Regions from separate parts of the Homo sapiens genome. Here region 2 is linked to region 1. The links are chromatin loops, found by intact Hi-C in ENCODE. Cell type or tissue: heart left ventricle. All regions are shown on one strand. Each heading gives the region's core, and the rest is flanking DNA. Links, peaks and the distances in the headings are about the cores only.

Region 1 (10,269 bases), core at 1,249-9,248:
CAGTACTGTTCCTCTATTTCACAGATGGGAACATTGAGGTATGGGTGTAGCATATCATTTGCCTCAACTTTCACAGCATCTCAGGGGAAGACAGGAAATCTGGTCCACAATGCCTGTATATTTAAGTCTGCTGCTTAGTCATGAGACATAAAGCATCTCAAAAACTACCAATATCATTAAAAATGTCAGTGGAGATCAGTGGTTCCATTCTCAGGATGTGAAATGTGATAAACTGCAGGGAGGAAGATAGATCAACTCAGAACAAAAAAACTACATTTGAAAGCAGCGGAATCTCAACCTCAACTTTGAATATTGTTATTCAAGAACTGGAAATTGATATGAGATTACTGCACTACATTTGGCCACCTTTCAGTAATGCCTATGCTATTCAAATATACTTGTGCAAACTCAGTTTCCAAAAGTTATGAGGGGACTTTTTGTTTAGCAAATTGTTCTTGTAAAACTTGTCTGCTGTTAAACTGTAGACACAGCTCCAAGGAATCTCTTACTAGAAAGCACTGCATTATTCCAACATGAATCACAGATGAAATTGACTATTTTCCCAGGATGTTATAACTGACTGTGGTTCTCAGCTGAGAACTAGGATACTTTACTATGTCTGTGATTGAAATGCCCATTGAATAACAGTTTAACAAAGCTGGATTTAGTATGAGTTTGTTGTATGTGACGGGTACTCAGTGGAATGTGGTTAGGGCAACTTCCAATTCAACAGACTATGAATTAGAATGTGCGTAGGGGACATTGAATACCACACACTTAAAATCACATTTAAAGTAAATCTATCAAACACTTCTAGGACATTCTGCCTTTTGCCATCTGGATGGCACGTGCAATTAAAATTCCAACGTGGAAACAGGAAGTCCCTCTAGGATAAAGACTTATGAGAATGAATTTTTTGTGTGTAGGAAAGTGGATTATGAGCATCATATAAGACTCATTAAGTTCCCAGGTGGCCATTGCACTATAATTGGCAGTGTGTAGATCAGGAATACACTTGAAAAATATTATTGTGTATATTTAAGATATACAACCTGTATATACATACATATATATATATATATATATATATATATATATATATATATATATATTTTTTTTTTTTTTTTTTGAGATGGAGTTTCGCTCTTTTTGCCCAGGCTGGAGTGCAATGGTGCCATCTCGGCTCACTGCAACCTCCGCCTCCCAGGTTCAAGCGATTCTCCTGCCTCAGCCTCCCAAGTAGCTGGAATTACAGGGATGCGCCACCACCCTGGCTAATTTTGTATTTTTAGTAGAGACAGGGTTTCTCCATGTTGGTCAGGCTGGTGTTGAACTCCTGACCTCAAGTGATCCACCCTTCTCCGCCTCCCAAAGTGCTGGGATTACAGATGTGAGCCACCGTGCCCGGCCTCTATATATTTTGATATACATATAAACTGGAATGATAACTACAAGTCGAGCCAATTAACATGTCTATCACCTCACATATTACTTGTGTATGTGTGTGTGTGGTAAAAGCACCTAAAATCTACTCTTTTAGCAAATTTTCAGTATACAATGCAATATTATTAGCTATAGTCCTCATGCTGTACATTTGATCTCTAGACTTCCTCATGTAACTGCAACTTCATACCCTCTGACCAACATCTCCCCATTCCACCCCCTTTCCCACAACCCTTGCCACCTCTAGTAATCACTGTTCTATTCTGTCTTCTATGTATTTGACTTTTTTTATTTTTTAAGATTCTACATGTAAGAAAGATTATGCCATATTTTTCTATGTCTGGTTTCTTTCACTTAGTATAATGTCTTCCAGTTTCACACATGTTGCAAATGGCAGGATCTCCTTTTTAAAGGAATTCCTTTCAAAAATAATATTCTATTACATCTATATATCTATATACCTATCTATCTATCTATACCTATATCCATCTCTATCTGTATGCCACATTTTCTTTATCCATTCATTTGTCAAGGGACACTCAGGTTGTTTCCATATTGTGCCTATTGTAAATAACACTGCAAAGAACATAGGAGTGCAGATATCTCTACAAGGTGCTGGTTTCATTTACTTTGGGCATGTACTCAGAAGAGGGATTCCTGGGTCATATGGTAGTTTGGTTTCTTTGTTTTTGAGACGGGGTTTTGCTTTGTTGCCTAGGCTACAGTACAGTGGCATGACCGCAGCTTACTGCAGCCTCCTCTGCTCAAGTAGTCCTCCTGCCTCAGCCTCCTGAGTAGTTGGGACTACAGGTACATGCCACCACACCCAGTTAGTTTTTTTGTTTTGTTTTGTTTTTGTAGAGACTGTGTCTTGCTATGTTATACAGGCTGATCATGCACTCCTGACCTCAAGCAATCCTGCCACCTTGGCCTCCCAAAGTGTTGGGAATAAAGGTGTAAACCACTCTGCCCAGCCTTTATGGTAGTTTTATTTTTAATTTTTTGAGGGGCCTCCACACTGGTTTCCACCACGGCTATACCAGTCTACATTTCCACCAACAGGATACAAAGGTTCTTCTTTCTCCCCATCCTCCCCAACACTTGTTATCTCTCGTCTTTTTCATAGTAGCCATCCCAACAGGTATGAGGTGACAGGTCCTTGTGGTTTTGATTTGCATTTCTCTGATGATTAGTGCTGTTGAGCACCTTTGCAAACACCTGTTGACCATTTTTATGTCTTCTTGCAAATGTACTTTTACTTCCAATCTTACCCTCATTTTTATTGATAGCAAATGTGAGAGAAGGAAATCCGAAGTAAGTGCCATATTTTTTCATGAAACTACCTAGCATTCAAACAGTGCTTTGTTCTTTGAAGATAGTTTTACACATCCCATTTTCCTCTCACAAAAACTGAGTGCAGTAGTTAAAAGGCATTATCATCTCCACTTTTAAAATAAGGTAACTGAGACCCAGAGGAAGCATGCAAGACATTTGCCTAAGATCAGATAATAAGTTGGCAGCAGAACTTAGACTAAAACCCAGATTTCCTTTTTTTTCATTTTAGTAGTTATTTGATTTTTTAAATCCTATTGTACAATTTTTCTTTAGGTACTTTTAAATAGACTTGATTATTTTATGATCAAGACTTGATTTTATTCAAACAGCAAATATTTGGCAGTCACTCCACATGAATAACTTCTGTCTTGGTTCTAGGAATGGAATACTCATGGCAAACTTTTTATTATGGAGAAACAATACAATGATCTTTATTTCATGGATCCATGAAGTGAAATAGCATTTTTTTCTACAGAAACGTGAAGCTCCCTTTATTGATTTGTCTTTGTTTTAAAAGTTAAAAGATATAGAAAGGTGTAGTAGATAATATAACAAATATGAGTGTACATCCCACACAATTGACCAGTATGGACACATTCTATTTTTGCATTATATATATTAATAAATATGAAGCTGATATATCTCTTCATTTATTCATCTTTTGTGTACTTTAATAACATAAAATTCAGATCTTTTGATCCAGAAGCCAGAGATTGTGAGGTCACACAGACCACATGGGAACAGAAAGCTTAAAGGTCTGACAGGAAAAGTTTACCTTACCAAGCTCCTTCCCCAAGTAAAACAGAACCAGCAGACCCCCAAAATAATGCTGCTGGGCGTTCCCTGAGGCAACTGTTGGGTCATTATGTGCTGTGTTTTTCTAGAAGCTTTCTTCTAAAGTTTTAGGCAGCACCTTGGCCCACACCTGGCTCTCTAAGAGGCTTTGAGTCATTATTTCTTAAAATGTATTTATTTATTTACTAGCTCCCAGTGAAAGGGAAAGGGGAAAGGGCCTCGGGCAAGGGGAGCAACTGTAGCTGTTATTTGTGTAAAGCAGAAATACAATTGGCTGTTTTTTCTTGTCTATTCAAGTTCCCCAGATCAGCTATTAGAAAGGGAGAGAGCTGACTTAGTACATTTAGACACGTAAAGGAAAACTGAGGTAATGTGAGACCTCAGGGGCTTTTCGTTGTTGTTGAAAGATAAATACTATTTTACACTCAAGTCCTGTAATACATGTGGCATAGGAACTGATGAATGACTCATTTGTTGTTGGAAAGTGAACAAACTTGCCTAATGATATAGTTTTCTTTTCACTGTGTGTGTGTGTGTGTGTGTGTGTGTGTGTGTGTGTGTGTGTTGCATATGTGTGTCTGTTCTTTCTGGGCAATGCCTCCCTTTGACTCATCTCATATTTTGAATTATGGCATTTTTTAAAAATTGGCAAATTCATTTCATTCACTGGTTGCTTCTAATTTTAAATATGTGTCTAAAGCAACAGAACTACAAATGAAACCCCAGTCTTTGATTGTTAGGGACTTTGGGGTAGAGAAGGCAAATCAGAACAATGCCAAAGGGATATTTCTGAAAATCCATACTTCAGAGTAGATTGATTTTTCAAAGAATCATGTGCCAAAAAAAAATTAAGGGATATTGATAAAATTGCTATGCTTTATCTCTTTGGTTATAAAAATTAAATACACAGACACACGCTATAAAATTATATCAAATTTATTGTGATGATTCTTTGTATGATTCCTTTGTACTGATAGAACTATTTATTTTTCTTCTATTTGGGCTCCACCTTTTTTCCTGTTTGTGTAATTCACGTCAATGCTTTGCTCGAGATTAAGTCAGAGATGAATTATGGGTTCTGGAATGTGAAATCCTCTGTTTCAGTACATACGTATTCAACCGGGGACAGCACCTTCTTGACTGGTAGATGGGAAAGAGCAACCCAGTCACTAAGCACTGGGCTACTTTTTGTGGGTGTTCTTATGCTTGTATGCATTCCTTTTCATCAGTCTTCTCTCAGAATAACTTGGATTTCCAGGTCTCCCAAAGCGTTTTGGAATTCCATTCTGTGTTCTCCTTTGTCATGTGTATTCCAATCCCTATCTGTGCTTCTTTCTACCTTTTTGAGGTGCTATCTATCGACTCCTCATCAGGTGAAGCAATGTGAGATGACAAACTGTGAAAAGCTTTAAGAACACCCTCTTAAATTGTAGCTCTTGAGTCCCAGAGTTCAGAAGGAGTGGGAAAACCATTCTATAAATAAAAATATCTGGAGATACTCAGGAGAAGACTGGCTGTTCTAAAAGCGAATGCTAGTTAACATGGCCAGACAGTTTTTTTGCATCTTTACTTGGAAAAGAGAATCTATGACACCCTCTAAAATATCAAGCAGTCTTAAGTGGATAATGTTGCTCTAGTTGGTTTCACTGTCAAAGCCATTTAAAACTTCAGCAACTTATGAGATAACGTATCCTAAGGGTCTGATTTCTGAACATGAATTTAAGGGTCCCTCTGATGCCTGTGCTCTAAATACTTCATTAATAACATAAATGATGTCCTCAGTACAATTAAAACAATACTTTAGCTATTGATATTTGTCCCTTTAGGGATTCTTGATTTTATGTGCATGCTTATTATTTGCCCTCATATAAGCACTCACATGATATTGTCAGTAACTGAGAGTTGGATAACCGGCTTGTTTTTCAGGGTACCAATTACTCTTCCCGGCTTACATCTTGTGTGGGCTTTTGGCAGACATCAGCTTCTAGCACCTAGAAGGCACTTCCTTCTCCAGAGTAACTTTATGGAAACAAGGACTTTGTTGCAACTGGCTGAGGTTGAAATGAACACCTCCTCTCTCTGCTTTACAAAATAAGTGGAGACTAACTAACTGGCCTAGGCAAGTTTTCTGTATTCTTGGATTGATTAGTCCTTGCATTCTCTTTGCCTCTTCTCAGACTGTCTCTAAATTTAGCAATGCGATATGGTACAAACAGTCTTTCACATATGCTGTGTCACCAAGGGGATTTCAGGATTGTTTCATTGGTCTGCCTTGGCAAAGCTGACGCAATCTCCCATTGGTCTGTGCTCAGGAATCTGGGTGGGAAGTGAAAGTACAGACAAGCCTGCCAAGGCGAACTCCATCATGCAAGAGCTTGCTGCTGTGTGTGGGACTGAGACCCAGATTCGGGCCAATTCAAAATGAAAACCTTCAAATGAGTGCTCTGAGAGTAAAATGAAACTGAATCTGCTTGCTACATGTCGATGAGGTTCAAAAGATGGCAACAGTTTTGGGGTGCAAGGTCAAGCTGAAGAGTTAAAAACAGAAAGGAACCTTCTTTCCTCAGCCTAAATAAATATCCTTTCCTAGAGGTATCACTGGGAAGGTGGCACAGAGGAAGGTCAAGTGATCCCCTCTCTGGGGTCCACATGCCCGCTGCTGGGCCACACCTCACCCAGGCCCTTCCCTTGTGAACACCTCACAGAGGGACTGGCTCCAAACTGACCCTGAAGAATTATGTGAAATCCTTCTCGTTTAGAGCTTTAAAGGGTGTAAGAGAATCATGAGGATTTGGAAAAACTAGGACTGGGTCCATGTTTATGCTTGCAGCCTTTTACCAACAAATACATATGTACATATATGTACATATATATATATATATTTTCTCTTTAATGTTTCATAAGATATTTTTATCACCTAAATGAAGATAAATTAGCTGAGCTTGTTTGGCATAGAACATATCGCAATATTTTTTATTTTTAAAAATTTGTTTTTTTCTGATTATCAATTCATACTCATTGAAAAAATAGTCAAATGTTACAGAAATGTGTAATAGAAAACAAGAGGGTTTCCCTTTCATCACAACCCCAGGAATAACTTTCATTAGCAATTTGCTTTATATCCTCAGTTTTCTCCCCACAGATGCTCGCTCTATCTATCTATCTATCTATCTATCTATCTATCTATCTATCTATCTATCTAACTATCTATGTATCTATTTTTTATGAGAATAGAATCTCCTTGATATACTAATAAATTGCTTTTTTATTCTACTCAACTACTTTTCCATGTTTGTTTATAAAGATATCATGTTTAGTTTTTAAAACTAGACTTTAAAAATTATATAGGTTTACACAGAATAAAGAACACAGAGAACTCTTTATTAAAAATAAAAGTGCTTTCCTTCTGTCCTCCACCCCACAGTAACACTGTGGTCTTTGGAATCTTGCAAAAACATACACAAGGGTACGCATATGTACTTGTTTACTTCTGTGTATTTTTTTTTTTTTTACATAAATGGAATTGCACTATATAGTTCTGTAGCTCAGTTTTTAAAATTTGGTATTAAAATGTTCTTTCAGTTAGGGCCAAAGGGCATTTAACTTCAAGGTAAGACCCATTCCAGGACGGCAGAGATCATGTCTGTCTTGCGTATCCCTGTGTGAATTTTGCCTGACATGTTGCAAACACTCCGTATGGAAGTCTTGAGGGTCTTCTGCCCCAGTCAGAAAACCTCTGGGAGAACAGTTATCCCCAGACCTCAGACGCTCGACGGATACATGAGAAGCTTTCTTTGATGGATTCGATGTCAGGATCTCCATGTGAACTTCCACTTAGAGGTGTCATGCTATGGTGAGTCCCATTCCTAAGCATGGTAAAAATTTGGTGCCCCAAAGTCTATAGGGGAGTGCACGTACATGGCTGGGGAGGGAATAAAGAGGCCAAAGAGGTCAGCAGCCCTTGGTGCTGCTGAAATTCTCCCTAAACCAGCAATCAATAAAATACATCTTATCTTCTTTGGATTAGAAAATTCAACTTTGATAGCAGAACAAGTATTCTTAGTAATTAGTAAGATTATTAATAAAGAATCTTAGATTCTTAGGGGATTCTTTTAGTGAACTACAAAACTAGTTGTGTGCATGCATGTGTAAGCTGAAATATATCAGTAACAGTATTAAATAATGTGTGTATTTGAGTTCTAATATATCAAATTACAATTTATTTAAGATATGCATCCTATAATACTCTTCCTCACCAAACAGTTTCTAATGTGATAGTTGGTTTTTAATTCTCTAGTGCTAGAAAAAGAAAGTGATTCATGTCACTGAATTTGAGCATCATTTCAGGGCATTAAAAAACCCAAATAACATTTCAGAAGACTTTTGATCATAATTTTGGGGTTAATAGAAATTAAAATCAATATATGGTAGCTTTGAGTAAGAGACAAAACCTATCTACTGGAGAGACTTCAAAGGTCAACGGATCCCAGAAAGGCTCTAACTTATTAGAGACATTTATCATGCATTGCCTTTGGGACATTAAAATGTCACCCTCAGGATTTATGGTTTTTGCAAAATGTGTACAATTTCTGTGGGGAATTTTTCTTATCCCAAAGGACAGGGATAATAGAAAGGAAGCCTTTTATTAGGGCTTACTTTTAAAATGTTCTGAAAGCACTAAAGAGTCAGGATGACTGTTGTCCAGCTGGCTACAGGCAGTTGGCACATAAATCACAAGGAATTGGCCATAGTGAGACTCTGCACAGAACAGCTTGCACAAATTGGCAACTGATCATTCCCTCTCCTTTATTTCTGTATAAACTGTTTACAGAAAACTATGCGGCAGAGTGTCTGAGAATAGTGACTTTCTAATCCCTAGTAATTCCTAGGAAATGTAATTGTAGGAACAAATTTCATAAAGTATCTTCAGTCTTACATAAATCTGTGTAAATCACAGATCCCTTTAAATGCCGTTTGGATAGCAGAGCTCTAGCTGGAACTGCAACCTGACTTCCCTCTGGAGCTTCCTGAAGGCAGCTTGCTGATTCCCTGGTGGAACCCTTGCCTTCCCAGACTGACCAACCCTTGCCAACAGCCATCAGTTCTTTCCAGATAATTCGGGACAATGTCACCCCCTTTGCTGTGTCAAGAACTTGCCCCTTGAATTTTAAAAGCATCTGCCTTTCATAAGAAAACTCAATTTTCTGCTGCTGACTTATTTACACACAGAGTTGCAGATGCCTAAATTGAAGTGACTTGTTGCTATTCTTGGCTGTGAACAGGCTCTCTCTGTTGAAAACTGAAAACCTGTGTGGTGGATGGCACGAGTCCTGTTGAATGGTGCAAACGTCCCCTGCACAAAAGCACTATTAGGATGAATGAGAAATGACAAAGTGAGAACTGGACATAATTTGTTAACAGCTTCCGAAGTTGATGAGGATCAATGAAGATCCTCTTGGAATGCAGGGTATCCATGTTCTTCTTTCAACTTGCACATCATAATAAAATAATAGTTTGTGTTTGTACAAATGTATAAAATAAGTAAGTATCATGTTAAAGACATAGATCTGTGAACACAGAGCTGGTAAAGTTTTCTTTCTGCTGTTCACATGGGGAAAATCAGATGGCCCAATGTAGAAATGGACACTGAATTTGGTTGTCATCCAAATGGGTCCATGTCACTCTTCAAAATGTATCTCCAGTCCTGCCCCCTTCTCCATTTGTGCTGTCACTGACCCACCCTAGGCCTCTAGGATCTCTCACCTGGATGATGTCTGTACCCTGCTAAATTGTCCCTCTCATTGGCTTCCATTAATTTATCTTTTTGGACCATTGTCAAATTGTGATCCATATATTACCCATACCTATTATGTCATTCCCGTTTATAACCTTTTGGAGTTTTTTCTCACCTTACAGAATGAAGTCCAACTAAGACTCTCAGTGTCACCTCTGCCTGTTGCTCCAGGCTCAGTCCCACGCTTCTGTGGGCATCCTATGCTAATAGGTTTGCATTCCTCATGCTAAATGATCTCTGTCACCTCTGTGCCTTCGTTTCTGTTGCCCTCTCTACCTGAGACATTTTCCCCTTTCTCTTGGCTGGCCTAACTATTGATTATCCATTAAAATTCAACTCCTATACTGCCTTCTCCAAACATCCTTCCCTGGCACACTGTCCATCAGGGTAGGTAAGCTGCCCAGCCCCTTGTGGGCCCCCTAGTCCTGCAGGCTTTGCTCTCACTGCACTTGAATATTGGAGCATAGTAACTGCAATGTTTGGAGTGTTTTTCTCCCCTGCAAAGTTCACATCTAACCCCCAAATTGATGATATTAAGAGGTAAGGCCTTTGAGAGGTGATTAGGTCATGAAGCCTCCAACCTCATTAATGGAATTAGTGTCTTTATAAAAGAGGCCCAAGGGGACTTGTTCACCCCTTCGGCCATCTGTGAGTTGGAGAGCTAGCCCTCAAGAGACACTGAATCTGGTGACAACTTGATTTTGGACTTCCCAGCCTCCAGAACTGTGGAGATAAATTTCTGTTGTTTATGAATTATCTGACCTAAGATACTTTGTTATAGCAATCTCAATGAACTAAGACAGTAATCTAATTATGCATCCTCTGGTCTATGACATGCTTGAACACATAAACTGTAACTTATTCATTGTTGTGTTCTCACCCAAATACAGCACCACATCTGA
Region 2 (10,269 bases), core at 1,498-9,497, 91 kb before region 1:
ATGGGATATAGCTGGCCTTCCTGGCCGTGGCAGGGGTGGGAATACATTGGTAAGGAAATACTGCAGGACCTGAGTCTTAAAAAAGGACCTTCAGTTTACTGTGCAGGGTGAGAGAGAAAGGACTGAAAAGGAAATTGCAGGGCAATGACTTGCACTGCCAAAGAACATGGCATAGGTTGAGGCTGGCCAGGAGGGTTAAGGACAGGCTACGGAGTGCCTTCAGTACCCTGCCAAGATATCTAGAGAGATTTTGGAAACTTTGTGCTGCCTTGTACTTGTAGACTGTGGGTTCTAGCTGCTTTTTCTCTCCACTTTTCTTCTTCTCTCCTCCTTAGCATCCCACTTGCTCTGTCTCTGCTCAGCTCTTAATGCCTTGACTCATTCATGTGCAGGGACTAGCTCTAGCCAAGTCCAAATACAGGGCTGCAGGGCCTGCCAGCTCTCCACAAGGATGCCTGTGACCTCAGGCCACCTTGACTTTTTCCCTTTAGTTGGATTCTGCATTTGTTTCCATGGGAGTAAATCTAAAAGAAGGATGTCCCGTGATGCTCTTACAGAGTCAGAATGTTGGCTTTACACATCCCTAATGATGTCCAGAAAAGTTCAAAGCATTTTACTGTGTATAAGGGACAGGGCAGAATATGGTTCTCCCTGTGGATAAAACATGGTGTTTATTTCTGGCCTCTGGCTCCAGAAACATTTATTTCTAAAGATGGCAAAGGATCAAAGCCAAGCCTGTAAGTTATACCTCATATTCTATAGAGTTGTGTGATTCTTTTCTCTAAAATATTAGGCAATTCCACCTTCCATTTTGGCTTGGCAATGGTTTTAAAAATTATTTCCTTTGGGAGTCAGAGTGGCCTGACAGAAAGCACCTAAAAATTCACAAAACCATAGAGAAGATCATCCTTCCTTTTGGCCATATGATAAGGCAGTCTAAGAATCAGGTGCGTTTTTCTATTCCAGGAGTGGGCTCCACTTTTGAGATTTGCATGGTTCATTAAACCAACCCTGTGTCCTGCTGAGCCTTCCGGCTGTAAGCGCAGAACCCCCCACATGAGCATTAAGCTAATGAAATTCCCTGCCAGGAAAAATAGAGCCTAAACTAAGCTTGACACATCAAGGTTTCACCCCTCCAAGTATTTTAAAGGACATGATACAAGTTAGAGACCAAGTCAGGGTTTCTGCTTAACTCTTTGTAGGCCTGACCATCTGCTATGTGGTACATAAAGCCTGTCCCGGTGATGACTGAGTTTACAAAATGGCACTCTGCCCTCATAGATGTTTACCAAACAATACAACAACATCAACACTTTTCCCTTTTATGTTCACTTTGTTGTTTTTTTCATCTTTCCTAAAACATTTATTTTTAATTTCACATCTTCTAAATTTCGGATGGCACAGCCAAGTTTCATTGGAGGGTCTAGTCTCACTTGGTCTCCTACCCAGTGCTTCTTAAACTTTAGTGCATATGAATCCCTCAAAGGATTTTGCTAAAGAGCAACTTGTGACTCAGGAGGCTAGGGTGCACCTGAGATTCTGCATTTCTAACATGTTCTCAGGTAATGACAATACTGCAGGTCCATGGATCACATTAGAGGTAGTGTGATCATAGAATATTAATCTCCCTGTATGGACCAGGCATTGGGTAAGGTGGTGAGGATACAGGAGAAAAGAACAGAGGTGTAGCTTACATTCTTATACTCAGTATACAGTCCTGATCAGTTAATCAGTAAAACCTGACTTTATTCTTGATTGAGAATTAAGTGACCTAAACTTACACTCCTTCATCTAATTTTATCTATAGACTATTGATTTACTTATAAACAGAGTCTTCAAACTTTCCGGGAAATATGAAGTGGTCATCATTAACTCTGATTTCCCAAGATCGGTTACCTTTGGGGTAAATGAAACACACAATGATTTATTCCTGGAGGTGAATGCTTCCCAATCTTTTTTATTTCATGACATGATAGCAAGTAATGTTGGAGTGTCATCCTGACAGAAGCTCCTTGCCTCTGGAGGCAAGGCGGCCAATGGGAAGAAACTGGCCCATGGGCTGCCCAGTGGCAATCAATACCTTGGCATGACAGTAACCAATACAGTCAGCCCCGATTGACAAGCTCTGTTTTTTGGCTATAGTTCATCAGCTTCAGAAATTCATCTTTAAAATACAAATACCATGGGAAGAGTAACACCAAAGTCACTATCAGATAAGAGTCCTGTGGGAATTAGTTGAGAGCTAAGCCAGATACAAGAGGAACTTGGATAGGACCCAGAGTATGCCAAGGACAAAGGAGGGGTAGAGAGGATGGCAGAAGAAAAGGGATGGTGAAAAGACACCAAAGGTGGGTTCTTCACATTTTGCCAAAGACATGTCTGCTTCAGCACTGATCATGCTTGCTCAAAATATTTCCTCTTCCTTCAGCACATACTGTGAATCTACACAAAGATCAAGTATTAAAAAGTAAGGTGGGGCTGCGTACAGTGGCTCACGCCTGTAATCCCGGCACTTTGGGAGGCCAAGGTGGGTAGATCACTTGAGGTCAGGTGTTCAAGATTGGCCTGGCCAACATGGTGAAACCCTGTCTCTACTAAAAATACAAAAATCAGCCAGGTGTGGTGGGAGGCGCCTGTAATCCCAGCTACTTGGGAGGCTGAGGAAGGAGAATCACATGAGCTCCGGAGGTGGAGGTTTCAGTGAGCCAAGATCACACCGCTGCACCACTGCACTCCAGCTACTAAAAAAAACAAAATAATAAATAAACATGGATAGGCATCTGTCTTTGCATATTTTTCTCAGTGAGTTGAAAGGCAATGACTTTAAATCAAATATTCTTTTGCAATGTTCGATCATAAGGAATTAGCACCCAAACCCATGTGATGGATAATTGCCTCCTATAACATTTGTTTTCTTCTTTGTGGACCAAAGGTCAGCAAACATTTTCTGTAAAGGGCCAGATAGTAAATATTTTAAGCTTTGTATCCATACAATCTCTATAGCAACTATTCAACTACTGTGGCATCCATAGACAGCACATAAACAAGTGGGCATCCATGTGGACCAATAAACTTTATTTACAAAAACAAGTGGTAGGGTGTACTCGGCCTGTGGACTATAGTCTGTGGCCCTTCTTATGGAAGAACTCTATATGTTAATTAATCTAAAATAAAAGTTGAATATGGAAGAGAACAGAGCATACTTAATTGCAGGGCATGATGGACAATCACAGAGGTATGAAGACAGATTCTTCTCAGTGCCAGATGCTAAACACAAACACCCACCCAGGGCCTTTGGAAAGTGGTAGTAGGTTTGGCAAATTGCCCAGGGAATAGGACATAAGTGGGAAAATTGAGACTTAAAGAAATGGTCTATGAAATGATCCTGCTACGTCAACCTGGCTGATAGATTTGAAATTCTACTATTCTGCAAAAGTTTTTGTTTTTTCCAGAAGTTTCTCAGCAGCCATTTGTCATAGCAGTTGTTACATATAACATGACACTGACAACCAGTAGTTTGCAAAAATACTGCACAGTTGGCATAGGTTGTATTTTCATGTTTTACTAAAATTCTTCTTTGACCACATACCAATTTGTCTTCTTTGAGCCTATGAGACTATGCTCATTTGGATGTCTGTGGTTTATGAAGTGGGGCCATCTAGCTATTTAAATTGTACTTTGGGAGTTTCTCAAAAGAGGCCAGATATAGACACTAAATATTATGATCTCAAAATACAACAGATAGATAAGTGCACTTGTTAGGGTTGCAAAACATATGCACATTAACTATACATGTTATTTAAACATGTATATATTGAGAGGTCAACTTTTTCTTCCTGTGTGGCCCTACTTACATTAACTATTAAACTGCATTTTAAATGTAAATTAAAGGTATCTAAATACAAGCACTTTTATGTTAGTTGCACAAGTAACAATTTACTTCACTCAGTTATGCATCCATTTTTGTTTTGTTTTTACAGGAAGTGAAATCCCTGTCACCAGAGAGAACCTTAGGTAAGCCAGGGATTTCTCATTTGAAATAAGTGTGTTGTTCACATTATGCCTTTAAACATTTATCCTAAATCAACCCTTTAATCTAGGAGTCTTTGATCCTAGTTCTTTTCTAGAGTCTTCAATACCAGAGCTTCCCCCAAGTTATTCTTGTGTAAATCGATATCATGGATGTTAGAAGGCAATAAATGAACAATGCCACATCTAGTATTTATAACAACAGGGATTATTAACTTAATTACCTTATCCTTTTGAAATATCTGAAGAAGAATTATGACCTCTGGGACACCAGCAACAGTCTCCTAATCTATTTCTTAAGTTATAGCGGCAAAGTCTGCAGCAGGCATCCCTACGTGCTCTGGCTTATTGCAGTCACTATGGTGGCATTTAGTGGTGTTCTGTCTTCGCGGAATTCTAAAGGCAGATGCTTATTTCAGGAGTTTTCTATTTCATTCAGAAATGAAATGTCAAAATTAAATTTGGGGACCAATGTGGAAGCATCAACTTTTAATTTTGTCAAATGAGAACAATAATCATTTTTTATCATATTCATAACTTCAAAAAAGAAAGACATTTGAACATAAAAATAGTAAGTAGAAAATAAACTCAAACTAAAGAACAAATCTTTATGGAAAAACTCCGTACATTGTCTTTATCTTGTTTTTTCCATATAGATTGGGAAGAAAATGCATAATTGATAACAAAGATGAAGGGAATTAGAAAATCTAAAAATCTTAAATAAAATCAGAAGGGTCATTTGCTGTGTTTAGATAAAAATCATTTGACAGTATTCCTTTATAGTAAGTGAAGTTAAAAGAGCGAATGATTTAAGGGTTTTAAAAAAATCTGCCCCTTCAATTACTGTAATTCTATGGGACATGTTCCTTCAATAGGATAAGACTGTTCTTAGAACATCATCCCTAAAATTAGACTGCAGGGAAATTTATCTCAGTATTTTCTAAACTTTTCAGGTGGTCAAATGAAAGTCATTATTCAAGAGGTTATTAATATGGTGATTTTAACTGGTAGCGATAATAATAACCATATATAAATGTTAAAGAATGGCAGTCCTATATAAAACAATATTTCCTGGTAAATCTATTTTTAAAACATTTTAGACGGAAAATTATCATACCCCACAGAACAAAAAATTTGCAAAAGATGTTTTCAACTCCTTTCCTATCCAATTCTCATTTCCTGTCTACTGGCCTCAGGGGTATAAGCCAAGCAAAATTTCAAAAGCTCTTGGAAAAACAGAAGCTGTGTGTGTGTGTGTGTGTGTGTGCATGTGTGTGTGTGTGGGGTGGGGAGGTGGAAGGCCATTAAAAGAAAAACAGATTTAAAATGTCCCTTTTTGGGGTAATTTGCGTATCTCTTGCAAAGGCTCAGACACACACACTCTCTGGCTTTGTGAATTTCCCTGTGATTGCAGAGGCTGATTGATGATGTGCTGTGATGAGAGAATCCAGTGGAAGCATTCACTGAAGGAACAGAAATGATTTGGGAGACACTGAAGTGATCTTATCATTTGGGTTATCAATAACTAAGCCTCTATAAATATCAACACTTCATCCATTACATAGTGAAAAACACAGAGGCTACCAACTGGGATCTGGACTGGGTGTAATGCAATGATTCAGTATCCTTTGGAGTTGGAGGGCCCGGCTGAGAGAGGGCCACAGAGTGGAGCTGTGGAGTCGAAATGGGTGGGAGCAGCCGCGCCCACAGTTAGGGGTCAGTGTGTGTTCAGACACTACAGTGAGCATCTCTGCGAGGATGGGTTTATGCAGAAAGAAGAGGGATCATGAAAAGTGCAATCCCTGTGTCCTGAGATACTCCAGCAGTATAGGAAATTGACGTTAGTGTCTATGGTTTCCTGTCAACGGGGAATCTAAGAGAAAAGTGTTAAAAAAGCCACTTGTTTCAACTATAAAGAGATGTTACCCAGATTTCTCACTCTGTAAGTGCCAGGGACAAACATATGACAGGCAGAACAGGACGTCAGAGAACAGTAATGCTAAAAGATAGGAATAGGATGTGTGTAAAATATTCCCTCAGTACATTGCTGCTAATCTGTCAGGAGGAGTGGGGCTGGCTAATGAGGTAATGAAAGAAGAATAATGCAAATTATAGTTCATATTTACTATGAAATGATTCTGTTTCAGGCTCTATGCTCAAGGTTCTATTCAGTCACCAAACCTGTGCTTCTGAAAGAGGACAGCGTAGATTAATAAGGAAATCAGTTATTGGTAGCTGCCTTTTGTTATCAACACTGACAAATTTGCTGTCTTTACTATGCCTTCCAAGTGACTAATATCAGTAGATTTGGTTAATAGAAAGAGTGAAGTCTAAATACTGAAAAAGAATAAACAAAATGCAGATAAATATTTTGAAATGATTCAGATTGGGAAAGTCCTAATACCACTGCTAAGCTTTCAACATTTTCCTTGCCACAGAATGATTCCTCTGAGAACAAAGTAATTGTTGACTTCAAAGAACTCTGAGGAAGTTCAGTGGATGGAAAGAATTTGGCTAGCAACAGGATGAATCAAATCTAGATTTTTTCCTATCACTAGTATATGTGTGTGTCTGTGTGTGTGTGTGTGTAGAGCACATGAATATTTCCATACAATTTAACTCACTACCTAAAGTGTTTCTCAATATTAAAAATGCACTGAAGAATGGAAATGCCCTTCCTATTTGGTAACTACTCCAAAGATGCCTTGGAGTTGTTCCATACCTGGGCTACACCTACACTCTATTAATTATGGAGAGTACTGTTCCCCAAATCTAGCTGGGCCCCAGAATCATATCAGGACCTTTAAAAGTATTTATTCTTTTATCATAGTCCTACTGAATTGGCTTCTTCAGAGGTGGAGGTGGAAATATATATATTTGTGCAAGTGATGCTGAAAACAGTCTGGGTGTACACTTACATTTAATTCAGGTTGGCAGTGAATCTTGTGAGCCACTCATCTAAACAGCTCAATTGACAGGTTAAGTGACTGCTACCTGTTCCAACTGAAGTTATTCCCTCAATAACAGCAGATCTGTGTAGACCCCATCAAGGACTTTAACAGTAATTGATTGACCCTCCATACTCACTTGATTGACCCTCCATACTCACCACCTGAGACCCTGCTTTTCATTCTTGCATTTCAAAGAACATGTTCCACTGTGAAATACCAAGATATCTTGGCCAACCTGGCCTTGAAATTGCCTGGCTGTTGGAAATGATGCCCCCACAATGGATTTGGAGAATACACCTTAATATATGCCCTCAGCAAGATAGGTTTCAAATAAGCGACTCAAACCTGGAAGCCTCCCACATGGTACATGAGACATTACAAATAAGCTCTTGGTTCTGTTGATTCTTCCTCTTTTAGTTTTCTATGTTTATACAGTTTTCTTGGTTTTAGAAACCTCCTCACTATAAACTCTGCTTATCAGCCTATTCTAGCTCTCCACCACACAGAATTGCATGCATGAGACAAGAGCAACCTGCCTGCTGAAAGCCTGAGACCACAGTCGCTTAGATTTTTAGGGGGCACTAAGTGTCACTGGAGGACAACCCACTTCAATTATGGTTTTTCTTACTTTCTTTCTTTCTTTTTTTTTTTGAGACAGAGTCTCACTCTGTTGCCCCAGCTGGAGTACAGTGGTGATCTTGGCTGACTGCAACCTCTGGCCTCCCGGGTTCAAGTGATTCTCCTGCCTCAGCCTCCCAAGTAGCTGGGATTACAGGTGCCTGCCCCCACGCCCACCTAATTTTGTATTTTAGTAGAGACAGGGTTTTGCCATGTTGGTCAGGCTAGTCTTGAACTCCTGACCTCAGGTGATCCACTTGTCTTGGCCTCCCAAAGTACTGGGATTGCAGGCATGAGCCACCACACCCGGCCAGTTTTTCTTTTCTTTAAAAGTATTTCATCAGCATCTCATATGGTGTGTTTGTGAGTTTGGCAGAGCACAGCAAGGCATTTCAAGATCTCAGCATTCGTTTCTTGCTTGGAGAGACAGGAAAAGGTGCACTTGTTCTCATCCCTGGGGAAATGGTCCCTCATGAGTCAAAAATGCTTTGTTTCTGGTCAAGGCAGCTTCAGAGATACCGACACTGCCTTTCTCTTCCTAGTCCAATCACCCCCTTCCTTTTGGGTCTCAGCAGGTATAGAAGTTGAGAAGACTGAATTCACTGTTGAATTCATTCACCTATCAATTCACCTCAACAATGATTTCTCATTGTCATGTGCCAAGCACTTTGAGGAATACAAGGTAATCCATGGAGAGAATAAATTATATATAATTTCCAATGCAAAGTAGAAAGGGGTTTGTAGCATGAAAGAGGAAAACAAAAATTGCTATGTGAGCTTTGTGGTCAGAGCTCATATATTATATAGTGGAAGAGAAGGTTAAGGGGAAAGCTTCCCTTTCTTTCTTTCCCTATATCCAGTCCCCCAACTCTAAAGTATTGGGTGTAACATAACTTTTGGAATGCCTATAAGGTCTTACGTTTCAGGAATCTCTGTGACAATGCCAGCATTTGTGGGGTTCAGGAAGACTGAGGCCAGCTTTGCAGTAGAATGTTGCAGAATCACCTGGGAAGTTTGGGGAGCAAAAATATTCTTGCTTGGACCACAGAGATCGGGATTCACAGCCCTAGGGTGGGTCCCTCATGTCATCTCCAGGTACATGTGCAAAATTCTCCCAGGAGTTAGGCTAGTATCTCTCCACAGAGAGCCACAACACTGACTTAAACTGATTTTATGTTTCCTGCAACAGCAAATCCAGAAGATAGGAAGAAAAGTAACAGTTGGCCATGTAGCAGCACAAGCTTTATGGCATTTAGTGCTCACATTAAACCCATCTCACAGATGGAGAGACACATTGAGAAAAAGACCAAGTTGTTGACCTACAGTCATAGGTGGTCAGTGATAGAACCTGGCTATCCACTCAGATTTCCTGATTCCAAGTCCAGTGCTATTCCCTTGTCACCTCACAATGTGCATAGTAGTTATTCAATTAGTATCCATTGAAAGGAATTGAATCAGAGACAAAATAGTGCTTCCAGAGCACTGGTGAAGAAAGCCGCCCTTGTGGCACCTTTTCTCAGAACAGGGCTCCCAGACATTGATGCCTGGGTGATCTTTCACTGGGGCACCTAGGTGATCTTTCCACAGACACAGCTAGATGGCATCTGCAGCCAGTGGCGGGGAGCTGGAGCCCTTCCCAGTCTAGCCATCACGACATCTTTTTTTCTTTTTCAATTCTGTCATTCTAACAATGGCTGAGTAGAGGTTCAGGATGATGTTGGCAAAAGATCTTTTCCTGGGCCTCCCCTTTGAAACAGAGAAAGGGAGAAGCCACCATAGAAGGTCCTTCCCACTGTTTTTCCCTTCAAACTTACCTTCATTTGTAAGGGTGGCCTGAGCAGAGCTCACCCTGATTTCTGAACAGGTTATGCCATCCATCAAAGATGCAAGCATCATGTGAATAATTGAGGTAACTGGGAACTTTGCACCTGTAGCCAAGGCAGAGTTTTCTGCAGTGCATATTTACAATGTAGTTTTCCTTCAAGATATTAAAAATCATATTTATCTTTTATTTCAAGTCATTTCTACTGATAAAGGATGTTTTTATAATAATCTGCAAATCAATTGCAGAAGAAAGAAAATTGAGTACTGGATGCATACGTTGACTAATATCTACATGAAAATTTTTGGCTTGAGGTATTTAGAGGAAAAAATTCAATTATTATTCTTCTTCTCATTAAATATTTTCTGTACCCTGAGATAAAAAATGTTTATAAGCTTTATTTCCCCTTCACAGTTCAAAGTCTTTATCTTGATTAATCTGATCTTTTGGCTTTCTTCTTCGATGCTATGATTCATTGGTTTCCTGTCATTTCACTCTGCAGAGAGTCTGGTTTTCCCATTGACAGCCTGCCATATAGTCTCGGCAACAAGAATTAGCCTGAAGTAATTTGGGGCTGTTACTGTGGCTCTCTGACTTGTTTGGATCTACAGGGAGATGGCCATGACCAAACAAAACAACAACCAAAGGAAAGCTACCAGGTCCTCCTGTATTTGGACAGCCCAGATGTTATTTACAGCCTTGTTTATGAAGTATTTTCTTGACCCCGCTGGCTAGGATCCACACACTTTGTCCTTTTAGAGCCCACACGTCCTGTCACATGGTGACAATGTGCCCTGAACAAGTAAACAGGCTGGAAGACTATTATAACAGTAGAAAAATCTTTTGGCG

Evidence for each region. Hi-C counts contacts between places; a loop is a spot of excess contacts. Peaks named below come from ENCODE experiments on the same cell type or tissue, not always from the same donor. Only the 100,000 strongest peaks of a DNase experiment are listed, where the experiment ranks them.
Region 2: a loop joins it to region 1, with 2.1 times the contacts of the local background. A loop is called at or near these places in 5 of 110 quality-filtered maps.

Annotation. Positions count from the first base shown.
Region 1 is chr6:105,595,858-105,606,126 of GRCh38, forward strand. No RefSeq gene overlaps it. Among named protein-coding and RNA genes, the nearest start is that of LINC02836, 31 kb to the right of the region's middle. RefSeq lists enhancers at 4,966-6,165, 5,537-6,116. In heart left ventricle, for the core only: no CTCF peak of the experiment used is centred there; a DNase peak (open chromatin) is centred at 5,904; H3K4me3 peaks cover 955 bases; H3K27ac peaks cover 1,529 bases.
Region 2 is chr6:105,504,435-105,514,703 of GRCh38, forward strand. No RefSeq gene overlaps it. Among named protein-coding and RNA genes, the nearest start is that of PREP, 110 kb to the left of the region's middle. In heart left ventricle, for the core only: a CTCF peak has its summit at 5,701; no DNase peak of the experiment used is centred there; H3K27ac peaks cover 1,026 bases.